Linked DNA regions of Mus musculus: all the other regions are linked to region 4. Evidence: chromatin loops called from intact Hi-C (ENCODE). Cell type or tissue: left cerebral cortex. All regions are shown on one strand. Region 1 has its middle 88 kb from the start of Sec23a. Region 2 overlaps Gm30687 (a long non-coding RNA gene). Region 3 has its middle 130 kb from the start of Gm46329. Region 4 holds the start of Sstr1 (somatostatin receptor 1). Region 5 has its middle 120 kb from the start of Sstr1. Region 6 overlaps Gm30687 (a long non-coding RNA gene). Region 7 overlaps Gm30687 (a long non-coding RNA gene).

What was found. Peaks named below come from ENCODE experiments on the same cell type or tissue, not always from the same donor. Only the 100,000 strongest peaks of a DNase experiment are listed, where the experiment ranks them.
Region 1: it touches region 4 in a loop (6-fold over the local background); 7 of 42 quality-filtered maps call a loop at or near these places.
Region 2: a loop joins it to region 4, with 3 times the contacts of the local background. A loop is called at or near these places in 9 of 42 quality-filtered maps.
Region 3: a loop joins it to region 4, with 4 times the contacts of the local background. A loop is called at or near these places in 13 of 42 quality-filtered maps.
Region 5: a loop joins it to region 4, with 2.8 times the contacts of the local background. A loop is called at or near these places in 2 of 42 quality-filtered maps.
Region 6: it touches region 4 in a loop (8-fold over the local background); 2 of 42 quality-filtered maps call a loop at or near these places.
Region 7: a loop joins it to region 4, with 2.2 times the contacts of the local background. A loop is called at or near these places in 10 of 42 quality-filtered maps.

The regions. Positions count from the first base shown.
Region 1 is chr12:58,921,760-58,925,759 of GRCm38, forward strand. It overlaps the pseudogene Gm47647. Among named protein-coding and RNA genes, the nearest start is that of Sec23a, 88 kb to the right of the region's middle. In left cerebral cortex, a CTCF peak has its summit at 2,488 (motif pointing left); DNase peaks (open chromatin) are centred at 1,923 and 2,484.
Region 2 is chr12:58,636,618-58,640,617 of GRCm38, forward strand. All of the region lies in intron 1 of Gm30687 (a long non-coding RNA gene), which reads left to right. Among named protein-coding and RNA genes, the nearest start is that of Gm40427, 120 kb to the left of the region's middle. In left cerebral cortex, a CTCF peak has its summit at 1,849 (motif pointing left); a DNase peak (open chromatin) is centred at 1,852.
Region 3 is chr12:57,823,623-57,827,622 of GRCm38, forward strand. No RefSeq gene overlaps it. Among named protein-coding and RNA genes, the nearest start is that of Gm46329, 130 kb to the right of the region's middle. In left cerebral cortex, a CTCF peak has its summit at 2,319; DNase peaks (open chromatin) are centred at 238, 2,310 and 2,705.
Region 4 is chr12:58,210,622-58,214,621 of GRCm38, forward strand. Sstr1 (somatostatin receptor 1) reads left to right here and starts at 1,183. Exons shown (of 2, transcript NM_009216.3): 1 at 1,183-1,260; 2 at 1,625-4,000. The coding sequence starts at 1,972. The coding sequence ends at 3,147. In left cerebral cortex, a CTCF peak has its summit at 1,835; DNase peaks (open chromatin) are centred at 145, 1,117, 1,367, 1,826 and 3 more places; H3K4me3 peaks cover 3,366 bases; H3K27ac peaks cover 3,348 bases.
Region 5 is chr12:58,085,649-58,089,648 of GRCm38, forward strand. No RefSeq gene overlaps it. Among named protein-coding and RNA genes, the nearest start is that of Sstr1, 120 kb to the right of the region's middle. In left cerebral cortex, no CTCF peak of the experiment used is centred here; a DNase peak (open chromatin) is centred at 1,863; H3K27ac peaks cover 1,868 bases.
Region 6 is chr12:58,512,148-58,516,147 of GRCm38, forward strand. The region is part of intron 1 of Gm30687 (a long non-coding RNA gene); the gene reads left to right. All of the region lies in intron 2 of Gm40427 (a long non-coding RNA gene), which reads right to left. Among named protein-coding and RNA genes, the nearest start is that of Gm40427, 4.1 kb to the right of the region's middle. In left cerebral cortex, no CTCF peak of the experiment used is centred here; DNase peaks (open chromatin) are centred at 645, 793, 2,012 and 2,411; H3K27ac peaks cover 2,140 bases.
Region 7 is chr12:58,642,807-58,646,806 of GRCm38, forward strand. The region is part of intron 1 of Gm30687 (a long non-coding RNA gene); the gene reads left to right. Among named protein-coding and RNA genes, the nearest start is that of Gm40427, 130 kb to the left of the region's middle. In left cerebral cortex, no CTCF peak of the experiment used is centred here; no DNase peak of the experiment used is centred here.

The DNA.
Region 1 (4,000 bases), 710 kb after region 4:
GGAGTCTTGTACGGCATCTGGAGTGTACCAGGCTCAGTGTCCACTGTTCCTAATCTCACCCATTGGGCAGCTGGTGACTGGTGCAGAGGGCTGTAGTGACATTCCCAAGGTCACGAGCAGTACGCGGAGCTCCTTGTTTTAATCTCTGATCTGTCCCAAGTACATGGAACAATATTTAGCTCATTACATGTTCTCCATCAGCAAATGATTTGATTGGTCCCAGGAAAAAGCAAATTTAGAAAACGATTTAGATTAACCCCACTAGGTGGTGAGATGCCACCCAAGCACTGCCATGGAGGGCCTGTGCACTGACGGGGCAGAGAGGTCTGTTGACATGTTCCCAGCATCTTCCTGACTCTACTAGATTGTTTTCCTGCCATATCTCTGAATTTTACTGGACACCATTGCCCTTACCCTCAACAAAACAAGTAGGCAATGCCAGTTTCCGGATAAACACATCCTATGTGGACATCATTGGTGTAGATATTAATGAGACACAGGCCAACATTTGTTTTGTTCTGAGTGTCCTGGGGCTAATGTGGAAACTTTCTCTCTATTTACTATGCTCAGTGGACAGATATCTGAGTCCTGTACGATGTCAGACAATGCAGAACAGCAAGGAGGAGCTGAGTAAAGAGGGGATGAGTGTTCCTGGCAGAAGGCACCTATCCCCATGTCAATCAGGAGACCCTTGGCCTCCACCCTCCCAGCCGTGTACCGCCAACTGAGTCTTACCTCTCTTAACCCTAATCCATCCCATCACGTAAGCACTCATAATTTTAATGACCATTTATGATTCAGCCCAAATGACTAAGCCTTAAAAATCAGTCCCTTAATTTTTCAAGAAAAAATATGACAACTTTTTATTATGTGGTGGCTAGATAAGTGACTGCCAGTGTAGCAATACCAGATTTCCTCATGAAAAATAAATTTTACATACAATTGTTAGTGGAGTCGGTAGTATAAATGTCAGATAAATACAGTGTAAATGGCGGTTAAGAACCGTCCTATTGGGCTAGACCAAGGGCTTCATGGTTAAGAGCAGTTGATGCTCTTGCAGAAGACCTGGGTTTGGTTCCCAGCACCCACATGGTAGCTCATAACTGTCTGTAACTATAGTTCCAGAAGATCTTAATGTCCACTTCTGACCTCTGTAGATACAAGGCACTCAGTACACAGGCAAAACACACACACACACACACACACACACACACACACACACACATAAATCTACAAGCTTTTAAAAAGAACAGTGGTATTGCTATGACCTTTAAAATAAATTAGACTTATTTTCACTTCAAAATTTCTCTTTAAAGTCTCTAGACCTTCTGACTAAAATGCCCAAGCTGATACATTTTCTTCACTAAGATGTATGTTCTGCCCTTTTGATGCTTTTGCAACCAAACAAAACTATGTCTATTGTATATTTTAATTCTTTGGAGTGTTTATTGAACTAATACATCTTGAGATAAAATGAAAACATAGCTAAGCACTAGATTTCATTGCCTAGAGCAATTATATTTACAGTAATCATGATATAGGATTATTGAAATTACATATTGAAGGAGGCAACCATTTATTTACAAACATGGTAAGCAAAATACTTTGGAGGTTTAAACAGTTAACACAAGAAAAATACTGGCAGTGTGTAACACTAAAATGGACTGTTTCTGATACAAGATTTCTTAAATAGCAAAGTAGGATGAATTCCCTTATAGCTTTTGGCATCTATGTCAGTCTTTTTCCTCTTTGTGTTAGTTCTAATTTATTCTTTGCATATACCTGTCTGGGCCAGAGAAGTGACTTTAGAAACGCTATGACAATCTGCAGTTTTTGAGATGAAGTTGATGTCTGTGAAACCCGGTTATATCTTACAAGAGACTAGCTCCTGCGGCTTCCCTCTCTCCTTAAGGTAGGCGAATAGGTGCCTTCTCCATCTCCACGTAACCTTCACCCGATTCTTCTCCTCAGAGGTGTCCTAAAACACAATAGGCCCCAGCTCTGGACTGTTGGGAGGTCTAGGGCCAAAGATGCAGCCACGGGGACTGCATTCCCTCTGGTCCGGGGAAATGAGATCTTCTCTTGATGACGCCGGAAGTCTGAATATCAGAGGAGGTGAACATAAGGTGAGCTCTGAAGCACATGTCGTGACAGTTCTCCACAACTCTTGGACTGACCAGCAACTACAGGCCTTCTGGAAGTGTCCTTTCCTGCCGGGACTCCTCTCTGTTTAAGGATATCACCAGTGTCTCTAACCCAAAAGACTTTCAAAGGTTAGCCATTGAAACTTGCCAGGAGATTTTCTAGTTAAGGGTCTTGCGTGGTCTCAGTGATGATGTTTCTGGTGTGCTGGAAGCCGGCTTTGTGCTGCTGTGTCAGACTGGGGTGATCACCAGGCAGTGACTTTACCCCATCAATGGGCTTGTGGAACATTTCTAGAGTGTAGGTCATGGGCTGCCATAAAGATTCAGAATGGTGTCTGGGGCCCTCCAGTGGCTATTGGTGAAATAGCAGTGAGGCTTTCTAGGTCTGTTTGCAGTCTCTTTGGAAGCATCTATAGGTAATAAACATGGTGCAAGTTGTCTTCCTGGTCTGGGTCAGGCTCCAGTTGCAAACCATACCTGGAGAAGAGTTCCAGAATACAGTCCTTTGTGTTGGCGAAGTCAGAGCGGCAGGAGCTTGAACGTAGCCAGTCCATTACATCATCGGTCAAGAAGCAGAAAAAGGCTGAAATTAAAGTTCTTAAAATGTGCTATGTTCCTGAGTATTTTACTTCAGAAATAATGTGAACCTACCTCCTGACACTAATACACATAAGTATGCTTGTTTTCAATTAATACATCATCATCATCATCATTATTATTATTATTATTATTTCTTAGCTTATTTCATCACCAACACCCCCCCCCATTTTAAATGGCTGTTGTATTTGCTCACAAAATGGCATAACTACAATATCTAGTATTAAAGCTGAAAACAGAAACTAAATACCAAAGTACCTCAAAAGCATTCCCTTAAAGTAAAATTAAACGGCAAATGGAGAGCCAGGCAGTGGTGGCACACGACTTTAATCCCAGCACTCAGAAGGCAGAGGCAGGTGGGATCTCAGTGCATTCGAAGTCAGCCTGGACTACAGAAGTCCAGGACAGCCAGGGCTACACAGAGAACCCGTTTCGAAATAACAACACAAACAAACCAAAAAAAAAAAAAAAAATGTCAAGGGGTGGTGATGTAGATCAGTGGAAGAGTTTACTAACATGTTCAGTGCCCTCAGTCTCGGTCCAGTTCTCAGCACCAGAAAGGGGGGAGGGCACTCCACGAGTGACGCATGCGCATATCCCCAAGAACTAACTTGTCCAATGCCCTCAGTCTCGGTCCAGTTCTCAGCGCCAGAAAGGGGGGAGGGCACTCCACGAGTGACGCATGCGCATATCCCCAAGAACTAACATGTCCAATGCCCTCAGTCTCGGTCCAGTTCTCAGCGCCAGAAAGGGGGGAGGGCATTCCACGAGTGACGCATGCGCATATCCCCAAGACTTTGGCAGGAAGACCAGAAGTTAAAAGTCATCCTCCCTATATTGAAAGAACACAGCCAACTTGAGTGACGTGTTTCAAGGAGGAGAGAAGTCAGTTAAGGAGATAATAAGTAAGACTGAGATTATTGTGTACAAAACAGGAAATTCTACCTTATTCCCAGTGAGGGAAACGTATATAGGGGCTGAGGTTAGCCGTTCTCACCCTGTTTTTAGAAATAAAAACTTGAATGAGAAAGAAAGTAAGGGCATGCTCCTGGGACATACACAAGCTGTGCACTGGGCTTGGGATCCGCAAACAATAGAACACATATGCTGCCTTCTCTTCTAGAAGTTACCTGTGAGGGAAGGACCGGCTGAGGAAACCCCACATCACAAGCAACAACGAAGCGCTGCCCACGTACTGAGAGCTCCGCTTCTGTTAGGACGTACACTGGTCCCCATAGCTCGCAGGCAGAGAGAGGCTA
Region 2 (4,000 bases), 430 kb after region 4:
TTGTTACTAACATTTTAAATCTTTACTCACTAGAAAATTAAGATTTATAAGCATGGTGGTCTACAACTTCAATCATAGTACTTAAGAAGCCTAGCAGATGGATCACTGTGAGTTCTAGGCCAGCCTGGTCTTCTTAGAGAGTTCTAGGTCAGCCAAGGCTACATAGTAAGACCCTGCCTTAATAATAATAATAATAAGCTGGGCATGGTGGCGCACGCCTTTAATCCCAGCACTCAGGAGGCAAAGGCAGGCAGATTTCTGAGTTCGAGGCCAGTCTGGTCTACAAAGTGAGTTCCAAGACAGCCAGGGATATACAGAGAAGCCCTGTCTCGAAAATAATAATAATAATAATAATAAATGATAAAATATTTAAACATATTGAGCTCACAGTGAAATTGTGTTTATGTATATGTTAGGACACAAGTATATGTGAGACAAAAATAATTTGGTTCTAAGATTCACACAGAGCCAAGAGTTCTGCACTGTGGTGGAGCACATAAACAAAGTGAAGTTCAGGGGAGGTCACCTAACAAATCACCCCCAAAGGAAGATATCCACCTGGCAGGAAGTAGTCAGATGTAGTTTTTGGTTCCCATAGTTGCTTTGAATCACAATTCAGTGTTTCAAAAGTTATACATAAACCTTCCATTTTGAGAAAGCTGGAGAAAAATGACCAAAACTCTGAGGGTGAAAAGGGGAAGAATAGAGACTCACTTGAATAGAGGTGTGGCCCTGAAATTAAAGCTAAAAAATAAATAAATCCCTTGGCCTTCTGACATCTGTGAAGCTATGGCTGCTACAGTCTTGGGACTGCGGGAAAGCTTCTTCAGACCCCAGGGTTTCCAGGCACCTTTTCCTCTCTGAAGTTTCTCTCATGCTTATTTTTCACTCACTCATTTCAGCTACTTCCTGAGGCCTTTGGTGCCGCATGAGTTATTACCACCTTCAAAAATTCTCCAAGAGTCAATGTTGCCTTCTCCTTTTCTGATGTGGATCTCCTTGAGATTCTTGCAAAAGCAACAATAAGCATGTACATTTGTTGAGCCTCTGTTGTTCTGACAGTTTCAAAGGTCTCCCAGGTGTTGTCACCCAAGGTCTTTTAGGGACAGAGCAGCCCTTCACAGCCTCCCTCTGCATGTCCTAGATCAGACAGCTGGGTCTATTTTGTGAACTAGAGACTACTCTAAAACCAAATGTCACAATATAGAAACACTGTATCTGTCTTCTTTATTTGTAAATGCAGCATAAAGAGACACTTTTTAATTACCAGACAAGACTGCTGCTTTCGTTTGTAGCTGGATCACCAGGCAATCCCCTCCCTCTGTCGTGAATTCATTGATTCACTATCACGGCATCACTTTGCATAATAATGATTAACCATTTCTATCATCCGGACACTTCCACACGTTTAACCAAGTCTCCTTCCTAACACTCCTGAGAGGGAGATAAGCTTATTATCACTTTATGGGAAATCAAGCCAGAGCAGAATCATTAAAATCATCTCTGTGTGGTGGAGAAAGCTGATGTAGACATTAAGTTAATGGCTCCCTCTTCTGAGATTATCGAATCACACCTAACTCCTTTAGGAAAGTTAGCAGAATTTTACTGATCTGAAGAATGGCTTTCTCATGTCCAGTGACATAATGGATTTGTACAGTATCTAGAAAAAGTCATCTTTAAACAGAAACTCTGACAACTGAATATTTCAAGCATTAGTATATTAATAGTAGAATATGATTATAATTCATATATTATATTCCTACAAACTTGCTCCATTTTATTCATAATGTTCGACTGTTGTTGAACTTGTGAGTTGGTTTAAGCTTCAAGAACAGAGTGGCCCCTAGTGGTGAACCACTTCAAATTTTCAACAGGTACAAGTCAAATGTGTCACTAGTTATTTGTTATGATAACCACTTCATGAATGAGAACCCTACTGTCGCTACCTGTCAAGAAATGTGATTCTTTCGGAGTTAGGAATCTCACATTTCAAACATGTACAATCTAAAAATGTTGACAGGATGCAAGCAAACTATATGTGTGTATATACATACATACATGCATACATATATACATATATGCATGTATGTATACATACATACATATGTCCTATCTGACATGCTTTAAAACATGGTGCAAAGGGCAATTTGTTTCTTCCTAAATAATTGCACATGTGTAATAATATGATAATACCCCTCCTAAGATAACAACTCAAGAATTATCTACCACCAATCACCTGTGTAAGCAGTACCTTGACTTTAAAGCTCTTAAAAATGCAAGCATGGAGACCAGGGAGCTAGTCATGCTAATTAACTCACTGTGCCCATAACAAATTAATTTTGAGTGAGGAACAAGCAACTAGAGAAAAAGGCCAAAGTCTCAATTAGTTAATCCAAATGCAACATAATTATTCTCAGAAGTCCTTTGCCCTTTAGAATAAAATAATCAAGTCAGAGTGTCAGGAGCAGGGATCAACCAATGTTGACAGCTTGGAATTGTTCCTTTGCATCCCAGTTTGAAGCTCTGTTCCACAATAGAAAGATTTGTTGACTGGAGACAGCAGCATTGACAGGGTGTCATAGACTATCCATAACAAGCTCCACCCTCAGAGAACTCATCTAAGAGGAGAGGCTGGCAGTTCCTCCACTAGCCAAATTCCTGTTTCAAACTTGCTTCTCACAGGAGAACTAAATTGGACAGGTCCTGCTCAAGGCACTTGGCAACCATCTTCAATCACAAAGTTGTGGACATGAGTCTGCTGCACACTTGACAGTATTTTATAAAACATATTTTATAGTTCTAATAAATTAATGTGGATACTGTTTTGAATGTTTAGAAAGTGAAAGTATGAAGGAAAGTATTCCTAACAACTGGCCACCTAGTTCTTTTATCAATTCTTCTCCTTATCAGAATCTCCAATGGCAAGGGAGGCAGCAGGGGCAGGGGCAGGGGCAGGGGCAGGGGAAAGGCAGAGGCGCAGAGGCAGAAGCAGAGGCAGAAAGGCAGAGAGAGGCAGAGAGAGGCAGAGGCAGAGGCAAGGCAGCAGCTGGGAAAGCAGCAGCTACCACAGGGCCTCTTGGGACTCTCACATTTATACCTTCTCCAGACTTTCCAGAATTAAATTATCTCCAGCTGACAAAAATCATGCCCTTGCCTTTGCCAGAGGCAAATCATAATCACCTGTTGTGAAACAGCCTCTTAACCCATACCTGGAACAAAAACAAAAACATTTTCACATAACTGGGTTTTTAAGAAACCAAAATTCTCTCTACACATTCTTACTACACATTATGAAAATACCAATTAAAAGACAAGATAAACAGCTTGGATTAGAAGACAGAATTTATCTTATTGCTGCATCCAAAAAAAACCACTTCCCTACTATGTTTTTACCATCAAGAGACCACTCCAGGGGAAAGGTATTCCAAGCAAGTGGACACAAGAAGCAAGTAGGTGTAGCCATTTTAATATCTGATAAAAATAGACTTCAAACCAAAACTAATAAAGAGATGGAGAAAGAAACTACATTCTCATCCATGGAAAAAAATCCACCAAGATGATATTAAAGTTCTAAGCATTTATATGCTAAACACAAGAACATCCAAATTCATAAAAGAAGCACTACTATACCTAAAATCACATATTGATTCTCACATAGTGGCTACCCTCAATCCTCCACTCTCTCACCAATAAATATGTTACCCAGAAAAATAACTAGAGAAATCCTGGAGCTAAATGATGTCAAAACCCAAATAGACCTAACAGATAATTACAGAACATTCACCCAAACACTAAAGAATACACTTTCTTCTCAGAAGCTCGTAGAACTTTCTCCAAAGTTGACTACACATTTAGACATGAAAGAAGTCTCAGCAGGCACAAGTAAATTAAAATAACCCTCTGCATCCTATCTGATCACCATAGATTAAAGCTGTATATCAACAAGAGAAATATACAAAATTATAGATATCGAACAACTCAGTACTTAATGAAAAATGTA
Region 3 (4,000 bases), 390 kb before region 4:
AGCCTACATATTTAGCCTCTGTATAGTTTATTTTGGCTGGTTTTATGAGAAAAGTTGTCTAGCTGTGGCTTCAGAAGATAATTTTTACTTGAGTTCATGCTAAAAGATATGAGCAAAGGTGGATGAAAGGGATTTCTGTCACTTGGGATCCTTCCTGAGAGAGTCATTTTTCTTGAAACTGGGTGGCAGGAGGGGGAACAAGAACAGTGGAAGGAAGAAGAAGCAGTGGCCGCAGGCTGTGCCTTGCTGAGGAGGGAAGGAACCCCTTGGTGGCAGTGGGTGGTGAGCAACTTCCTGGGGACACTTGTGTCTGCTGTTCTCTTTATGATCCATGAAGGGATCTGTCCCAGCAGGCCCGTTTGCAGCAGGTGGCTTGGGACGCATCAGTGCTTGCTTTCCATGCATATTAGTTCTCTTCCTCTGGGGGGCAGGAAAAGGCAGTGGAGCTTCATAGACCCTGATTACACTCCTCCGCAAATCCCTCCATGTCCAACAGTGATTCAATTTGCTTTGCCAGTCAGGATTCAGGCCACATGTCTTCGAATAATCCCCGATCACCCTCCTCTTCCTCTGACAATGCCTCTTGTTTCTACATATTCTTGGGATATTACAATGCAGACAAGAATAGGAATTGGGAAATTTGGCAGCATCTTTTAGCTATTATATAATATGAATGTAGGGTAAGCCAAGTGAGATAATGTGATAGAATATGATGTCTAGGAGACCATTTCCCCTGTATGCAAAGGGAACACACAGAATTGATACTGAAAACAAGTCTGTTTGTTTTAGGTCTGTTTTTTCTTTGTATCTGGCACTGTGGCAGGTGTGTAATGGATATTTAACCTATGGTATTTAGTTAATGTCATTTAGAAAAGTGAATTACAGCCACAAATTTTAATCACAACAGAAATATAACCCAATGTTATTGTGTGGTCTGGTCTATAAATAAGAACTAAAATCATTATGTAAGGTTAGTAAAGACAGAAAAGAAAGGTCCCTAGTTGGAATGAGATAGGCGGATAGGATTATTTTACGTTTCTTATTTTCATGTTGTTCAGGGGTATGAGTAGAAGGCTGTGCTGTTGGTTAACTGATAACCTGAAATGACCCGCTGTTCTACATTAGACTTCACATGTTCTCTCCTGCAGCTTGAGGTGCTCATGAAGTTGAATGAGGAAAGCTCTTAAGCCCAAGCAGAGGCAGAGTGTGATATATGCTCATTGAAACAGCTGACCCATTTCCTTCTGGGTTTGCTGACTTTAGATGGCAGGCCACAGGATGTGTGTTTGGAATGTAATGTAGATACTGCCTGAGTGTCAAAGTCCTTCCCATCTTAACTGGATGGGTCTATCCTGACCCTAATCATCACCCATGCTATTCTCAGGGTACCTTCAATGGATAAGGTCCCTAGCACAAAGCCACAGTCACCTACAGACGTGTGGTGGTTTAAATGAGAAAGGTCTCCCAAACGTTCTGGTATTTGAATACTTGTTTTCCAGCAAGTGGCATTATTTGGAGGAGATTTAGGAAATATAGCCTTGCTGGAAGAAGTGTGTTATTGGAGGTGTGATTTGAGAATTTGAAGCCTTGCCCTGCTTCCAGTGACTTCTGCTTTGTGCTTGAGGTGAGCACATAAGAGCTCAGCTTCCTGCTCCAGGTGCTCGGCATGCTACTTGCCGTCACACCTCCACACCACGATGGACTCTGACTCTCTGAAACTGTAAGCCCAAATAAACCCTTTATTCTACCAGTGCCTTGGTTATGATATTTTATCACAACAGCAGACAAGAAAAGCTATGGAACTAGGGCACTTGTAGTGTTCTCTGGAGATAGTTGAGAAGGCATTTCAGCAAACTGAAGGTGCTTTCTGACTCTTTGACACATCACCTGCTTTTCAAGCCACCGAGAACATGTTCTTACACTTGTTCGTTGCTTTTATGTGGTGTTAGACTGTTGTGTATGTCGTTGTACATATATCATCATCCAAGGACATGCAATACCAATTATTAGATGAAAATTTTATTCTCATAAGGGAAAATACTACTTAAACACTTCAGTTTTGTGGTCTGGCCAATGCAGGGGCATGGACATGGAGTGTTCCAAACTGAAGGATGCTGACTCTGTGGTGGGACTTAGTAATTCTCTTAGGAAACTGTAGGTTGTTCCCAATCTGTTTGCTGCCTTTAACTAATCCTGTCATACTCTTTACTGTATTCTCAGCAGTGTTCCTTCCTGCTTGGAGGATTCTTCTCACTGCTTTTCTGTCTGTCTTAACTCCCAAGTTACAGAGTTGGCTGCAAAACAATATATTACCATTAGGTGTCGCTGTATGACATAAAATGCACTCAAATAACAAGGAAATCATTTGGATGTATTTTTGAAAAGCACCCGTTTGATAGTGTAAGATAAAAACATCAAGTCTGAAAAAACTTGAAAGTATTGGTTCCTGTACGTAAGGGATGCATACAGAATAATTAGAGAAGTCTTAAGCTGTAATTTAAAGGAAGCAATATTTCTAAGTTTATTTTATTTTCAGGAGACGTTATAAAAGAAAACCTCAACCCTTTAGTTGCTGTTTTCTTGACTTATTTCTGACTTACATTCTCTAACTGCATTCCCATATGTCTTTACTACTCCACACTTTGTTCAGCTCCTGCTACTTGTTATGTATGGACAGTCACCTGTTTTGTCCTCTGTGTTTTCAGTCTATTGGGAATTTTCTTCCTTCCTGAAGCTCTGGCTTCACCTTGACAAAAGCTACTTGCTGCCATAGACAAGCTCAGACCTCAGTCCTCCAGGAAATCGTCCTTGATCTTCTCAGATAGAAGCATAATCCTGTCCTCTGCCTCTGTCTGCCACTGTATGGTGTTGCCACCACAGTGTTTCATGAACATTAGCTTATGTATTTATGCCTGTTTTGTTGTGAAAGAATTGTGATATCATAGCCAAAAACCTAAGCAGTAGTGATCATAATAAAGAAAACACATGAATTGCATAAAAACGGACAAAGGAGGATTTCATACTAGTTTTCTTTTGAAGAATGTCCAGTTACTAGATACTGGAAATTGGCCATACGATGATAACTAGAGGTAATGATAAATGGCAGTATATCAATGTGAGATGGGATGTATCCTACACAGTAGTGTGGGGAGCCGATCAGTACAATTGACTTTCTGGCTGTGATAATTGATGACATGATAAAGTAAACAGCTCATCAATGCCTCCACAGCTCTATTTAAGGCATCTTGCTTTTTAGCTATGCTTGTGTGTATAATAAAAATATAATATACTCTGTCTGTATTCGAGTCAGGAAATGTTTCCCTTTATCTATGCATTGATGATAAAATTAACAAGGGACAGAGGATGCTTGAAGGCTGTCTTAATTTCATTTCTTATCGCTGTGATAAAATACCGTGATACAAACAACTTAGAGCAGTGGGGAGTTATCTGTGCTCAGAATTCCATGTTACAGTCCACCTTTGCAGGGAGGTTAAGGCAGGCAAGAACTGGGAGGAACTGGTTGCATTGCATCTACAGTCAGAAGAAGGAGCAAATGAAATAATGAATGCATGCTTCTGCTTAGTTCCCGTTCTCCTTCTTACAGCTGAGCACCCAAACTGTGGGTGTGGCATAATCCACACTGGGTTGAGCCCTCTTGCCTCAGTGAACTTTATCAAGAGGCATGCCCACGAACGAATCTAACCTAACAGGTCCATCAACAGGACTCTCTTCCCAGGTGAGTCTAGATTGCAGTAAGTTAACAAAACCTCACAAGGAAGAGCTGTGGAAAGTCTATCCAGGTAAAAATGAAGGAGATTCAATTTGGACTACTTGGTCTATCAGAAAAATGAAGATCACATTCATTTCTTACTCTGTCATTTGTATTTGTGATTTTATTGCTGACTTGTCTGTCATTTTTCTTCTTGCTTGAAAGTGAAAATGTGTTTATTTCAGTCACAATTTTCCCAACAACCCAGTTTGGTTTTCTATATGCTTTTAA
Region 4 (4,000 bases):
TGGAGCACCCATGTGTAGGCGGTTGCTGAGAGTAAACAACAAGCCATTAAGGTATAAGCGTTTTGCTTTTGATGCGGTGTCCAGATTTGCACATTCTAGATTGTCCGGTATGAACAGCTTCTGTAATTCTAGTTCCCAATGTGCCCCTCTTGGTGGAGATGTGAGAGGGAGACTGAGGAAGATAAGCAGTTGCAAGCAGCAAAGCTCGAGTGAGCACTGGACTGCAGCAGGCCAGTCTTCCTGGCCATGCTTCAGGCTAAGACTTGCAGGGATTTCCTGGAAGGAAACAGCATTCATGAAACGGAATAGGTGATTGAATCCTTTGACAGAAAGTGACTGTAAGGCCAAAGAGTCCCTAAGTTCGGAGTCCTGGGAACTCCAGGGTCCCTTAAATATCAACATCCATTCTTTCTCAAACAAAAGCCTGCAGTTCCTAGACTAGGGATGGGAATTGTAGGTTGAGGAGCTTTGGACCTGGGATCTTAATATCCATATCTTAATGGTTTCGGCACTTGGGACACAGAGGGGTCATACCTCAAGGCCCTAGTTTTCCTTAGGGTTCCATGGAGGAAAGCTTGAATGCCTTGCCACTGATCCCAGGCTTCCATCAGTTGCTCAGCCAGCCACTCATAGATTAAGAGTTGGCACACCTGCCTGTTCAGGCCTTGGCGCTCTCCACTTCCATCCCCCCACCCCGCCAACTCTCCAGGGTACAAAGTACAGCCTGGACGCGCGGGCACAGCTGTTCCAAGCCGCGCAGCCTAATCTTTCCCTAGTGAACACCTACATGGATTTCCAATACGGCGCCAGGCAGGTTCCTGGGGCAGTGCCAGCCTCATCCTGAGCTCTCTGCCCCTCATCCTGATTTCTGCTGTTGATATTCCTAGGGGAGGTGGATGGGGCTCAGAGAACTACATGCTTTGTTAGAGAGTCGCAATGGTTCACTCAGTTCCCCTGAACACTCCCTGCTGCAGAGTGGAGGGCTACGGATGTTGTAACTCAGCATCCCTTAACACACCACTGTGGTCCTTCGTGCTCATACCGCTATTGGCTTAGGTCTAGTTTCCACCGCTTAGTGTTTGCGTGGGCACTTGTGCAGCGGCCAGCCCCAAAGGCAGTTGGACCTTGCAAAGAACGTCAGAGCGCCGCCAGACCTTACAAGCACTTTGCAAGGGCCATCTGGAGACATCATTGACTTGGGGATCTGAAGGCCTGAAATCTCCAGGTACAGGTTTAAAGAACTGGCAAGCAGGAAAGGAGGTAGGTGTTCAGGGTCCTGTCCTGGAGAGTGGCTTAGGGACAGGTGGAGTCGCCCCCATCACCAGAAGAGAGCAGCAGCAGAAAGAAATGAAGAACTCCAGACATAAATGTCTGGGGTTTGCTTCAGTCTTTACTTAGAGTAGGAGTCGGGTGGAAAGGGGCAGAATCTACATTCTTGACTGGCACCTACCCATTTGAAATGTAGAGAAACTCCTCAGGTCTGTCCTAGGAATGCCTGAAGATGCTGTGAGAGAAATCTGAAGCAATCTTTGAGTTGAGCTTAGAGGGGACTAGAAATGGGGGGGAGCGATGACGGTGGGGGAATAAACCACCTATGTGCCCCCCCCCGCCTGCTTTTTCGTAGCTGCTGACGCGATGGTGCCGCTTATTAATCATTCATCAGTCCAGAGCCTTTCCACTTAATGGATGTGCCGCGCTGGGCTCTAGCCTCTTGGCCTCTCCTCTCCACTCTCCAGTGTGCCCAGGACCCCCGGAGCTGCAAGAGAGACAGCGCTCAAGCAAGCTGCCGCTGGGTGATGCTCCCGGCGGCCTCAGTCGGAGCCGCGCTCGCCACAGCTGCTGCGCTCTGCCGGGTGGCGCCAGGCGGCGGTGAGCTGTGAGCTTGGAGCCTTGAGCCTAGGGAGGGCGCAGACAGCAAGGGCGCAAGGTGAGCGCCCCAGCCGGCAGCCGCACCGGCCCACTTCAGCTGGGATGTTCCCCAATGGCACCGCCTCCTCTCCCTCCTCTTCTCCAAGCCCCAGCCCAGGCAGCTGCGGGGAAGGAGCCTGCAGCAGGGGTCCGGGGTCCGGCGCTGCGGACGGCATGGAAGAGCCTGGACGAAACGCTTCCCAGAATGGGACCTTAAGCGAGGGACAGGGTAGCGCCATTCTCATCTCTTTCATCTACTCCGTGGTATGCTTGGTGGGACTGTGTGGGAACTCTATGGTCATCTATGTGATCCTGCGCTACGCCAAGATGAAGACCGCTACCAACATCTACATTCTAAACCTGGCTATTGCTGATGAGCTGCTCATGCTCAGCGTGCCCTTTCTGGTCACTTCCACGCTGTTGCGCCACTGGCCCTTCGGCGCGCTACTTTGCCGCCTGGTGCTCAGCGTGGATGCGGTCAACATGTTCACCAGCATCTACTGTCTGACTGTGCTTAGTGTGGACCGCTATGTGGCTGTGGTGCACCCGATCAAGGCAGCGCGCTACCGTCGGCCCACTGTGGCCAAAGTAGTGAACCTGGGCGTGTGGGTCCTGTCATTACTGGTTATCTTGCCCATCGTGGTCTTCTCACGCACCGCAGCCAACAGCGATGGCACGGTAGCCTGCAACATGCTCATGCCCGAGCCCGCCCAGCGCTGGTTGGTGGGCTTCGTCTTATACACATTTCTCATGGGCTTCCTGCTGCCTGTCGGGGCCATTTGCCTGTGTTATGTGCTCATCATTGCCAAGATGCGCATGGTGGCCCTCAAGGCTGGCTGGCAGCAGCGCAAGCGCTCAGAGCGCAAGATCACTCTAATGGTGATGATGGTGGTGATGGTTTTTGTCATCTGCTGGATGCCTTTCTACGTGGTACAGCTGGTCAACGTGTTCGCCGAGCAAGACGACGCCACCGTGAGCCAGTTGTCTGTCATCCTGGGCTATGCCAACAGCTGTGCCAACCCCATCCTCTACGGCTTCCTGTCGGACAACTTCAAGCGCTCTTTCCAGCGCATCCTGTGCCTCAGCTGGATGGATAACGCTGCGGAGGAACCAGTCGACTACTATGCCACTGCCCTGAAGAGTCGAGCCTACAGCGTGGAGGACTTCCAGCCCGAGAATCTGGAGTCTGGAGGCGTTTTCCGTAATGGCACCTGCGCTTCCAGGATCAGCACGCTTTGAGGCCGGGCACTGCCGGGAGGGGGGGAGTGGTCAGAAAGATGGAGCTGGGAAGCGGGTGGGAGGGAATGGTAACCCGACACCAGGTGCTGAAGTCATAGTGCATGACAGCGATGCAGCGCGCCTGGTTAGCTGGACCAAAGAAAGCTGTGTGACTAAGGTAAAAGGGAGAGATTTATGGATTAACTGTGACTGCTTTCGGGGCATCTGGTAGTCTGAGCAACTCTGTTCTCCAAACCCGATAATTTGCATCCTCCCTCCCAGTTCTACTAGTACAAACTGCAAACTTAATGTCGCCAACTCATTTCTGCTTCTTTAAGCTGAGCCAAGGTTACCATCATGTGTTTCCTTTGGGCTGAGTCCGTCCCCCCCCCCCCCCCCCCGCCCCTGCGCTGAACCCTGTTCCGCTGCGCAGGTCAGCGGGCCAGACTCTTTTCAGAGTGGCTACAAGACAGTCCCTAATCACCGCTCTCCTTTCGCAGAGCCTTACTGTCAAGGAAGCCCAGCTCGAGGATGTCTAGGCAACTTGTCTTTTCTACTCTCAGAGAAGGAAGGCACATTTTCCCTTGGGCCCTTCCTCTGCTCCACTCCATCCCGAGCAGAGCTAGGCGCTTAAGAAAAAGTTCTGTGCCCTGATCTCCAGTCTTGGTATAGTACCACACATATGCTTCTTTGGAGCAAAAAAAAAAAAAAAAAGGAGCTAAGAGGGAGCAGAAGGGCAAGTTTGTAAGATTCCTGGGTTGTGGGTGTAGATACCATAGAAACCACTCTCCCACAGAGCTCAGGACCTGAGCACTAAGCTCAAAAGTCCCAGCTAGGGGAGCTCCCCGCTGGTGAATAGCTTAGGCACCCAGGT
Region 5 (4,000 bases), 120 kb before region 4:
ATATACGGTCAGATATATTGTTTGAGAGCCGATAGAGTGACATAAGAGAACTATTCCTTATGGCTTCAGCTCTTGGTTTACCTTCAATATTTTTTAGAGCTGAGCAGTTAAGACTTGCCAAGACTTACATAGTCTATACAGAGACACACTGGTTGCTGTTGTTCCTTCTTCTAGATAGTTTCTTCAAGGATATCTTTATTGGAAGCAGCTTTGGAAGATGAAATCTCTCCATGCAGAAATATGAGACACTCAGAGAACTGTTCCTAAAACCTGTGCTACTGAGCTGCCTTTTCACTCTCTCCAGTTATCAGTAAGGGTCTTTCTTCAAAGAGCACTCCTCTATCTTTGTAATCTTTGTCTATAACCCAGTAATGTACCCTGAATGATATACCCATTTGTATAAGTGACTTTAAACAGCTTTAAAAAAAAAACTTGCCTAAAATCCATGTTTCAGATTGCTAAAGCAGGAGGGCTTCAAACTCAGGCATCAACGAATCAACCTAGATACAGGAGAAGACTGTCTCAACAGACAAAGTTATATGTACAGACTTCAATTAATAATTGTTCTGTGTTAAATGTCTCTTTGAATAATAATTGATAAGTCTGATGATGGAAAAAAGTTACATATATTTTCTGACTGATGTGCTAATGGTAGCCCATGTCTAGTACACAAATGTCCTCTAGAGTTACAAATTATTTTGCACCTGAAAAATCTCTGCTAGATTTTACTTTATGATTCTGTTGGCAGTGAAATTCAATAAACCTAGCACATTGCTGTCATTAAAATATGGCCTCTCAAAATAGTTTTCTCAAAATAGGCTACAATATAAAATATTTAAAATTTACTCTGGATGTTGGAGGGTGTGTTCATGAGTGTCTACATGTAACCACAGTAGGAATCTATGGCACATTTGTGGTTTGAGATCTAGAACAAAGTTAGTGTTCAGAAAAATCTCAGAGTTAACTAAGATTATGGGGAATATATATTTGTGCTAATATATTAAAAGTTCTATTGAAGAACTCATGAGAGGAATGGTTAGTGATACCCTAAGAAAGCCTCATAGAAGAGAAATTTAAATGAAAGTTTAACTGAGGACGAAGCATTTCTAAGTTAAATTTCAAACCACAGGAGGTATATAGCACGGGATACTGTACTCAAAGCAGGGCATACTCTGTAGGTCAGGTTTAAGGTGTTCACAGGGCAAGAATCTTTACTGTATTGTTACAGTCTATAAAGGCCAGCAGTTCTTTTGAAAATTTGCTTTTAATTAGCACACAAAGTAATGAGCTTTATTATGGCATTTTTATACATTGTTTTTGCTGATTTCCCTCCTCTAATTCCCTGTCAGGAGTACCATTCTGAGAAGTAACTGGCCATGGTTCACCTAGCTTTAATTAGTTGCTGCGCTTACAGAATTCTAAAGTTAAAACTGTAACGCATACAGTCTACACAAGCCCTAATGTACACAGTTTCTTGAGCTCTAAAGATTTCCACTCAGATGAGGAAAGATGTTTAATGTGCTACTTGACCAACCTGGGCAGAGATATGAACAGGATTAGCAGACAAGACTGCAAACTAACAACAAAGACCAGGCTGTCGGAAGCAATGGTGCAATGGTGCATAAGAAAATGCAGATGAACTCAGCTCATGGCCCTAGGTATCTCACTGCTTCAATATGCTGTGCACTGTGTCAATTTGCATTCACCAGTCTCCTCTGAGTCATCAAGAAAGATTACATCATAGAATTTTATAATCAGACTAGAACTCAGAGGTTGTCCTGTCCCTTCTACCCAAAAAAATTATAACCTCAAACTGAGACCCACGTCTCCTTTTCTGCTGAAAGTGAATTGAATCCATACTTGTGAGGCAGCTCTCATTTTATATAGCTCTGAAGGTGTAAAAGTCTCCATATGTCACACTAAAATCTTCCTTGAGGATCATTTCCTCCCACAGGGAGTTTCTGAGGAGATGGGATAAAAAAACTACTCTCTTTTTTCATGCATGGGATTCTATTTGACATAAGAAGAAGGGGTAGAAAAATAGATCTGCAGACAGTTTCAGCCTCTAAAATCTCAGCTATAGGAAGAAAGTTCCCGACAAGTACCAGATCATTAATTTTCTTCCAGACTTATAGCAGCCTTCAGTCATGCCTGCATCCATAGTGATGATGTTCGTTTGGATACATTTCGAAATGCAAAGGCAGTGTCCTTAAATGACACACAGACAGCTTTAGGCGCACCTTGAGGTCCACTTTCAGCAATTTGAGATAAAAGCAAAAATATTGCAAAGTTCTTCCAAGGATGAGAGAGGAGGCTGTCTACACTTGCCTTTTTCTTCTGTGACAGGGACAAGACGGTCTCTCTTAAGTTGAGCTCACAGTGGAAGAACCAGAATAAACACAACTACTTTTTATCTTTTTCTAAGTCTAAGTAACTTGAAGAGCATCTTATTTTCTCCCGTGCACAGCCATAGAGCATCTCAGTTTATGATGTGTTTGTGTTCCACTCTTTTAAGAATCTGCTTCTCACTCTGACTGAATTCTTTTCTCTCCTCCTCTCCTCTTTTTTCCCCCCCTTCCTCTCTTTTCTTCCTCCTGCCTCTGTTTCCTTGTTTTGTCCTCCAGGATGATCTAAAACTTGTGATTGTCCTGCCTCATCTTCCTAAGTAGCTAGGATTATCAAAGCATGGCCCAGCTCCTGTATTTCTCTCCTTTCTGCTGCTCAGAAGTGTACCTACTACTCCCTCACAAACTTCTGGCTATTTTCAGGGTCGGGATAATTCCTCAGTGAGCTATTACATACGTTTACATAGGATGTCACATACTGAGCTAGAGTACAAGAGTAAACAAGAAAGTAGAAATTTTTTTTTCCTCTCATACTACTAAATAGTCAAATAATGTAGACTTATAAACAAATAATTTTGATAGAGTTTGATCTGTGTTGAGGAACCATGCAGAGTGCTGTAAGGACCCATACAATAGAGAGTTGCTCTGGATGGCTTAACAGAAGAAAAGGGTGAGACTGAGGGTTGGTAGGCATAAACTGCACACGGGTTTGCATGCGGACAGAACAACACAGGCAGTGTGCTTTATAAGGCAGAGATGAGAGAGCAGACTATATCCAGATACAGAAAGGCACTGCTCATGATTGGAATCTGAAATGGGGGTGACAAGAAGTGAGGGTTGAGGCAGCATAGATAATCAGGGGGAAGCTCACAAAGAGTCCTTAGAGCTATTAAGGAGTCTGGGCTTTGAGAGTGTAGCAATATGATCTTATTAAGCAGGTGGGGGTATGAGATTTGATAACATAACAATGGATTCTTTGAGATAAAAATGTTTTAAGTATCAGATTGGAAGCCAAAAAACAAACAAACAAACAAACAACGACAAAACAAAAACAAAAACAAAAAACCTAGTAGAAACTGTAGGACTGATCCAGAGAGAGATGGTGATCATGGTAGAGATGGAGGGAGGTCGTTGGATTGGAGATTCATTTAAGCAATAGAGTCAGAGAAGAGAGAGCTTGATTTAAAGCTGAGGGTGGTACAGAAAGAGGAATTGAAGTTAACCAGCAGCTTTCTGACTTGAACAACTGCAAGAATGGAGGAAATGAAGTGGGGAAGACAAAAGAAAGCACACGAGAAGGAGGGAGGGAGGGAAGGAGGGAGGGTGGGAGGAATGTTAGGAGTGTGGTTTACAGTTATCTAAATGGGAAATAATTTGGATATTTAAGACAGTCACAGCCAGTAGCTCAGCATATAGCTGCAAGGTTCACAGAAAAATAAGATTTCAATTCTTATGTAAAGATCTTATCGTTTTAGTTGTAATTGGCACTTGAGGGATAATTCCAGACCACTAGAGATGCTGTGCAGTAGAGATCTGGGTGTGACACAGAAACAGTTAAGCCATAGCAAGGGGACTTTGCTTAGGAGCTGGAGTCATGCTCTCCAGTGACGGAAGACAGGAAACCCAGAGGAGTGATGTCATGTAGACAAAGAATA
Region 6 (4,000 bases), 300 kb after region 4:
ATTGAGTGTATGTGTGAGAGAGATGTATATGTGTGTATGTGGAAAGTGTGGTTTGTCTCTATGTATATGTGTGCATGTGGAGTTGCATATGTATATACGTGTGTGTGTGTGTGTGTGTGTGTGTGTGTGTGTGTGTGTGTGTTCTTAACTATCCCTTGGACAATTGATATTTGAGCTTTTTTAGCACATTCACTTGAGATGAAATCATTTTAGACAGCATTAAAATTCAAAGAAACATCAGTGTAAAATGAGCAACCTTCTTATGCTCCAGCAATGTCCTTTGGCCTGGGATGCAACTGTTCCCCCACTAAATAAACAGATTGCATGTTCTTTTTAATCTACTAAAACAGATTTTATATCATTTATTTGGCCATGGGTTAAATATGTAAATCCTTAAAGCATTCAACTCCCATGTCAAATACCCACATTTAAAACATATATATTAAATTTTAAGAAAATCTCTATTCAACCAGAACCTGTTAATCGACTTCTCTTAGAGCAAGTTTTAATGAGCACACATCGCTAGCCCTAACAGCATGCTGGGAACCAACAGTGTTAGCAAAGCTTGCAAAAGACTGAATTGTAGTGAGTAACTCATGCAGGAAAGAGATAGGATTGAAAATGAACACAAAAAGGGTTATGAGAAGAATGTGCGCCGCTTCTAAGTTGAGGAAGGATCAGGACAAAGCAGGAGAGCATAAATAATGAATTACTCTGAATTTCCCAACTCAAATTCAGGCTTATGAGCCGGATGCTGGCATTGCAGCCCCCTCCCCCTTCAGTGAGAACAAACCTCTCTAACAAAGTGGCAAAGAGCATACAGCAGCCCAACGCATGGCGTGATCATTAAGTCAATGAGCCAGCATTATAGAAGCAGCGTGCAGAAGTCAGCTGCTCCCAGCTCTCTGCTTTGCAGTACTCAGACACCGTTTTATTTCATTTGACTTCAGCATGGTGTTTCATTTTACTGTTACAAGGACAGTATTTTGAGATCAAATTCAAACTGTATCATATTCTCAAAAAAGGAAGATGCTGGAACAAAAAAAAAAATGCTGTTTTGGAATTTGACATTTTTTACTGATAACAAGTTGTCCCTGTACACAAGTTGTAAGGAAATCAAAACAATCAATCAACAAACACTACTACACACCCACCTAATAGAAAGCACTATGCTAACTAGAGTAGAGGATGAATACATTACTTTACCATCCTCTGATCCTTAAACTCTAATTCAAGATTGGCAAAATCTCCTGGAATACTTCTAATGACCAGGGACAGATATTTCTGAATTGTTTAACTCCTGTTTCTCAAGGTGACCTCGGAATTCTGGGGTTTTAAAATTATCACGAGATAAAGAAATATTTTTCACACTGATGACTCAGACGTTGCGACAGAATAAAGATTAAAGGAAACTATTAATAGGCACTATAAGATGCACTCCAAATGAATAACACAGGCATTAGGCGTTGTAGAATACCAAAAGAATAACTGCCCTTGTGGACAGAAGAAGTGCCCTTGCCAAGGCCCTTAGGTTGGGAGACTTAAGAGGACTGCTACCCATAAGGAGAATGGCAAGTACACTGAGAAGACATGACTGAGTGGCTGAGAGCAGTTCATCTGCATCTGAGCAGAGATAAATGAGGACCAGAGCAGCAAAGGGGATTTGAAAGGAAGCTTAGGGCTCAACGACAAAGGCCCCACCCAAATGCCACCTCTGGATGTTGGTCTTTCATTGAGTTCTATCTAGCACTGCTTTAACCCAGCGTCAGCTAGACCGGGTTTGGAAGTCCTGAGCTCTGAACTGGAGGGGTTTTGTTTGTTTGTTTGTTTGTTTATTCTAATTTGGCTCACTAACACCAATTCTGCCTTCTCTACTTTGATCTGTACCCCCAGGTTACTAACCTGGGACATGTACTCCCAGGCTTCCTCTTGCCTTCTAGCTTCAGTGCGGCTTTTGCAAGGCTCCAGAATAATATCAGAAGGCATAGAGAAAAACAGAGCAGATGTTTACAGCCCACATATCCTATCTGCCAGGCTGGGGCATAGGCAGCAGCTTGCTCATCTTCCTACATCTTGGCAGGTGTTTCCTTCCCATCATTGTACCTCTTGCAAAGTTTTAATATTTTCCCTTCCTTAAGATGATTTTCTTTCTCTCTCTCTCTCTCTCTCTCTCTCTCTCTCTCTCTCTCTCTCTGTCTCTCTCTCTTTCTTTCTCTCTCTCTCTCCTCTTTCTCCCCCCTCCCTCCCTCCCTCTACACACACATATACATAAATATATGCATGGTACAGCACTCTTTTCCTACTTGCTGTGATTTTTACTGTCTTCTATCAGTTAAACCCTTTAGTCTAGTCAGATCATTAGAAAATATCTCATTCTGTCTTCTTGTCAGGATTCTGACCTAAAAAAGTTCTACTTGAACTCGTGACTCTCCTGCCTCAGCCTCCTCATCGCTGGGAGAACAGATATACACATGTCCAGATCATTATCAAAGCAACGTTAATCACATATGGTGTATAAGTTTTCATTTAGTTTTAAACATCTGATAGATTTTTGTAGCAAAACATCACATTATCCTCTATAAATACTTAAGTATAATGTTTTATGCATAGCTAAAAATAAATTCAAATTTTACAAAAGTAACAAAGACTTCTACACCAAGAATTCATTCTTTCTGCATTTCTATTTTTCCAACATGTGTGTGTAGCCTGTGATCATCTTAAGGTAGAGTTGAGGTTGGTAGTAGAGACCCATTTTGACCAGGAGGAAATCCATAAGTGAAGAAGAGCATATGCCCCAGGCACAATGGCTCATTCCTACTGATCTGTTTTTTCATGCTGACAGTATCTTTGGATCTGTACTTTTTTTTTCCGTTCCGAGTTCTACTAAAAGACGTTAGAAATGTAATGCCCAAAAGCCAGATATTATAATGACTTTTGGGTGTTCTTTAGCACAATAGAGAGCAGAAAGTTGGCCATCATGTTTGAATCTCCGGAACATCTTCAGAGCTTTATTAATCATTACTTGCTGATCTCTTATTTTGATATACATGTGCTCTTTGCAATCTATCTACTTATTGGAACTTACCTATTTATATTGTTAGAATCAAATGCTTTCATTAAGCTCACAATGGATATCAGGGCTAGATATGTCAGGGGAAAAATTCTTTAAGAGCCACAACAGGTTTTTACCAATCCCAAATTTTATCCCTTAGATATATAAACATATATTATATTTATTATATAAAATATATTTCCTATATAATATATAATATACGACATAAAATGTATACATTTTAAATGTTCAATTATATATAATTATATAATATTTGATATATAATATATAATATAATAGTGTATGTATTATATGATGTATATTATATGATTATATAATATATAAATGTATATTATATGTATTCCCTTGCCCTGTCAAGTTTTTGTTTAATGGGCTATATGTCATGCCTGTAACTCTGTTCCTACGTGTTTCACAAGAAAAATTGTCCAGTCCAATTTTTAAAGTTATTTATTTATAAGCACTTACTACCCTGGCTCTATTTTGTTTGTTCTGCTAGATGATATGACATTAGTGGGCATTACAATGAGTCATGCCTAAAGCTATTTTGAAGGGAGTCACTCCTCAGAAGTCAAATAAGTTGGTCTGCTAACTGTAAGTAGATTCAATTTACCAAGAAAGTACACTCCAAGAAAGAACTCCTAACTTTTTCATCCATGTTATGACTGATATCTTCTACCCTTCCCTTGACAAGTAATTTAATGCCAAAGCAGTGGACAGCAGTTAATACCAAGAAAACAACAATATCAGAATCAAAAGCGTGGAAAATTCTCTTTAGTCCCTGTTCTCTTCAGAGTAATGAAGTCCTTATATATCTTTGTAACTTTAAGCCAATGAGAACATGTGTCTAATAAATTGTATGGGGTCAGTTTGACTCCTCAGAACTGATTTCCAAAAGGAATACATTTTGTATATTATTGAATTGTCTAA
Region 7 (4,000 bases), 430 kb after region 4:
TAGATCAAAGACATCAACATAAAAACAGAAGAAAAAGTGGGGAATAGTTGAACACATTGGCACTGGAAAGGCATTTCTAAACAGAACAGGAAAAGGTCTTTACAAATTATGTATCTAAATAGAAAGTTAATGTGGATAGATAAATAGATAGATAGGAAGATAGATAGATAGATAGATAGATAGATAGATAGATAGATAGATAGATAGATAGATAGATGGATAGATGGATAGATAGATAGACGATATATAAAAGAGAGACAGGCAGACACATTCACATGGATATACACATTATTTGTATATATACACATGTACATATATACATATAAACATTATATATAGAGAGAAATAAAAACACTGAACCTCAAGAAAACAAATAACTCAATTAAAAAATGAGGTACAGAAATAAGCAGAGAGTTCTCAAAAACGCAAGTGCCGGAGAAACAGTTTTAAAAATGTTCAAGATCCTTAGCCCTCAGGGAAATGCAAATCAAAGCTACTCCGAGATTTCATCTTGTACCAGACTGAAACACCAAAGTTAATAAAACAAATGACAGCACATGCTGGTGGTGAGGGAGCTGGGAAATGGGAACACTCATTCATTGCTGGTGGGTTTGTACAAACACTATGGGAGTAAGGATGGCAGTTTTTCAGGAAGCTGGGAATCAATCTACCTCGAGATATACACCACTCTTGGGAATATGTACAAAAACTCTACGAAGACATTTGTTCATCCACATTTGTTGCTGCTCTCTTCATAATAATCAGAAACTGGAAACATCCTAGATGTCCATCAATTGATGAATTAAAATATGTTACATTTATGCAATAAGACGTTATTTCAGCTCTAAGGAAAAAATTGAGATTATGAGAGTCACAGGTAAATGGATGGAGCTAGAAAAAGTCATTCTGAGATCAGTGCCTTGCCCAGCCCTCATCAAGAGAAGCTTCCTCTTGCAGTAGATGGGAACTAACACAGAGACCCACACCTGCATGATGTGTAGAGAGTGGTGGCTTCGGCATACTCAGTCCTAAATGTGGTGACTTCCTGAAACCCCTCCCATCAAGGCTCAGGAGTCTGTAAAGAAGAGGAGGCAGAAAGACTATAAGAGCCAGAAGTGAAGACTCCAAGGAAAGAGTATCTTCCAGGACAGAGAAACTTAATATATTTGTGAACTCTCAGAGACCGTGGCAGCATGCATAGCATGTGCACAGATTCAAGCCAGATGGGGTCTCAGCACTGCAAGGGGAATTGGTCACGTGCTTCACCCCTAAGCAAGAAGCTATGTGCAGGAAATGCCTGCTGACAGAGGGAAAACCATTTTCTCCAGGGCAGCCAGGCTCAGTATGTTAAGGATACTTCAGCACAGGGCCCGTGATCAATTATATTCTTTCAACATTTTGTCTTATTTTGCTTTGTTTTGACATTTTTGTCTTATTGGCCTTTTACTTGTTTATTTTCATTTCTTTGAGGGGTGTTTCTTGGGGATTTTTGGGTTTGGTTTGGTTTGGTTTGGTTTGGTTTGGTTCTCTTCATTCTGAGAGAGAGAAAGAGAACATAAAGTTGGGTGGATAGGTCATTGGGAGAATCTTTAAGGAATTGGTGGTAAGGAAAAGTGAAATCAAAATATATTGTGTGGAAAATGTTTTCAAGAAAAAATAAGCATAGGAAAATCATTTCATGTCTTATTAAATCCAAAGATGCTCCTAAGTGAACCCCTTCAAGTAAATCTCAAATCAATCAGGTGTGTTAAAAAAACAAAATGAGGTTTTCCTTTCTGAACCGTTTGGTCTCAGTAACTGGAAACTCCACCAGAAGCCATTCAAGTACATCATTCAGTAGATTATATGATTATTAAAGTGTGGTCTTTTGTGGTGTTTAATGAGCTGGAAACTCCATTTTTAATCTTGGCTAATGTTCTGTCAGGTGTCAGTCATCATTTTATTAATGAATCTGGACCATACTGTATATTAAATTGCTCTGAAAATTTATTAGATCAAGAGAGGAGCAAAAATAGCCAATCTTTATAGCCCATGGAGACAGAACTCATGGAAGATGTATTCTAACATCACAGTTGGAAGATGAATATGATAGTAAGAATAGCTGCAGAATTGCAGATAAGGCCACGAGAGTCATATCAGGAGGATAATCCTGAGAGTGGAACTTTGGTAGTCATTGTGACTTGTGCATAAGGTGACACGAGTCCAAAGCACAGTGATGACTTCCACATACTAGACACAAGGCCAGCAGTGTGAAATGTATATTCCCTATCCAAGTGGCACTTAAAAGTTAATTTGTGAATGATCTTAAGGAAAGGGAGATAATAGAACACAGGTGATATGAAAAAGGAAAAATGAACACTTTGGGGTGGTTTATGTGGGGGGAAGGTAGGGTTAAAAAAAACGGGCAGGGAGCAGAGAAAGAATAACTAAAACTAAGGACATTTGAAAACAACATATGAAAACCTACTGTTTTATACACACATACACACAAGTTTAAGTAGAATTACCCTACATGAGGCTGGGGGTAGCACTTTTCCCAGAAGCCATATATTGTCAATAAAAGGTCCAGTGCCAGGTGAGGGGTACCACCTGTCATGGGGTCCCAGAGAACCCCAAAATATAAACTGTTACCATTGCTCTTGGTTGCCCATCATAGCTTGATGGTAAGATTCTACTGCTGAAGACATTGCATACATTAATCATAAGACATGGATAAATCAAGCTAATACTGACCTGGAAGCTCCGTCCCTGATGCTTAGCTTTCATACTACTAAAAAATGCTACACAGGCTGCCAGGGTAGAAAAGCCATCTCAGCCTTGGCCAACTGTGAACACTGAGAGCTACAATAACGACTGACTTGGACATATAAGCCCATGAGTACATGAATATAGAATGAATAGTAGCATGAATGTTACAGTGATAAGCAACCACTTTCTGATTGGATTTAACAACTGTTTAGCAGGAGGAAATTTATAGTTGTACTTAAAAACGTGGCTAACAACTTGGCTGGAACACTCATAGGCCGCAGGGGTGAACCTATTACTGTTATTTTGTTAAATGAAATTAGTATCGAACTGTCTTTTAAATGTGTATCTTTAGAGCCATAAATTAGTGCTGCTATTTCTCAGTCATCATCAGAAAGGTGTGTTTGTGCAGTAGGTGGTGACTGGTGCAAAAGTTTATAACTGATCTAAGAGAGCATATGTCTGTGGGGAGCTGTTGACAGCTAATGCTGCTAATGGAAATAGAGTCAGTTTTCTTTAAGGGAGTGATCTCTGGTAGGTTGGCCATGCTCCAGGGGAGAACCACACACCCATTAGTAGCACTACTGAACTCAGTAGGTTATTTTAAAATGATATGAAGTTAGAAGGGAGATGAGGGAATCCAAGAGGACTTGGAGAGCATGGACCAAGGGTGAAAATGAACACAATATATTGTGTACATGTATAAAATTCTCAAATAGTAGATAAAAATATCACATTCAAAGTAACAATGCCTAAAAACATTTTAACATTCCATTTTATATTTTCTGTTGGCAAATTTGTGCATCTCTCTAGCCAACCAATTGGCTATTATCCTTTCCAACATAAGTCTTATTGCTGTATGGTATTTTATGTGCCAGAAAAAGCTAACATCCCAAACAATTTGTAAAGTAAGCACCTCTATAAAATCTCCTTTTTATTCATGCCATGCTTTTTTCTCAATTATACTCACTTTGGATATTACTTATCTTTTCAACAGTATTCTGGCATGTATTACTTAGCTTGTAATAAATAACTGTATGTGTTACTTTGGTATATGTCTTATGTATACCAATTCCTGGTCTGTTTTTTCCCATCAGCATCTAAACAAATTTCAGGTGAGAGACTAATGTGGATGATGGACCTTGTGTGCAATGACAACATAGAATGAGTCCAGTCACTGCTGCAAAAGAGCTGGTCAGTTGTGTAAGAAAGAAAACACCCAGTGTAACAACTAGACACACATTTTACTCTCGTC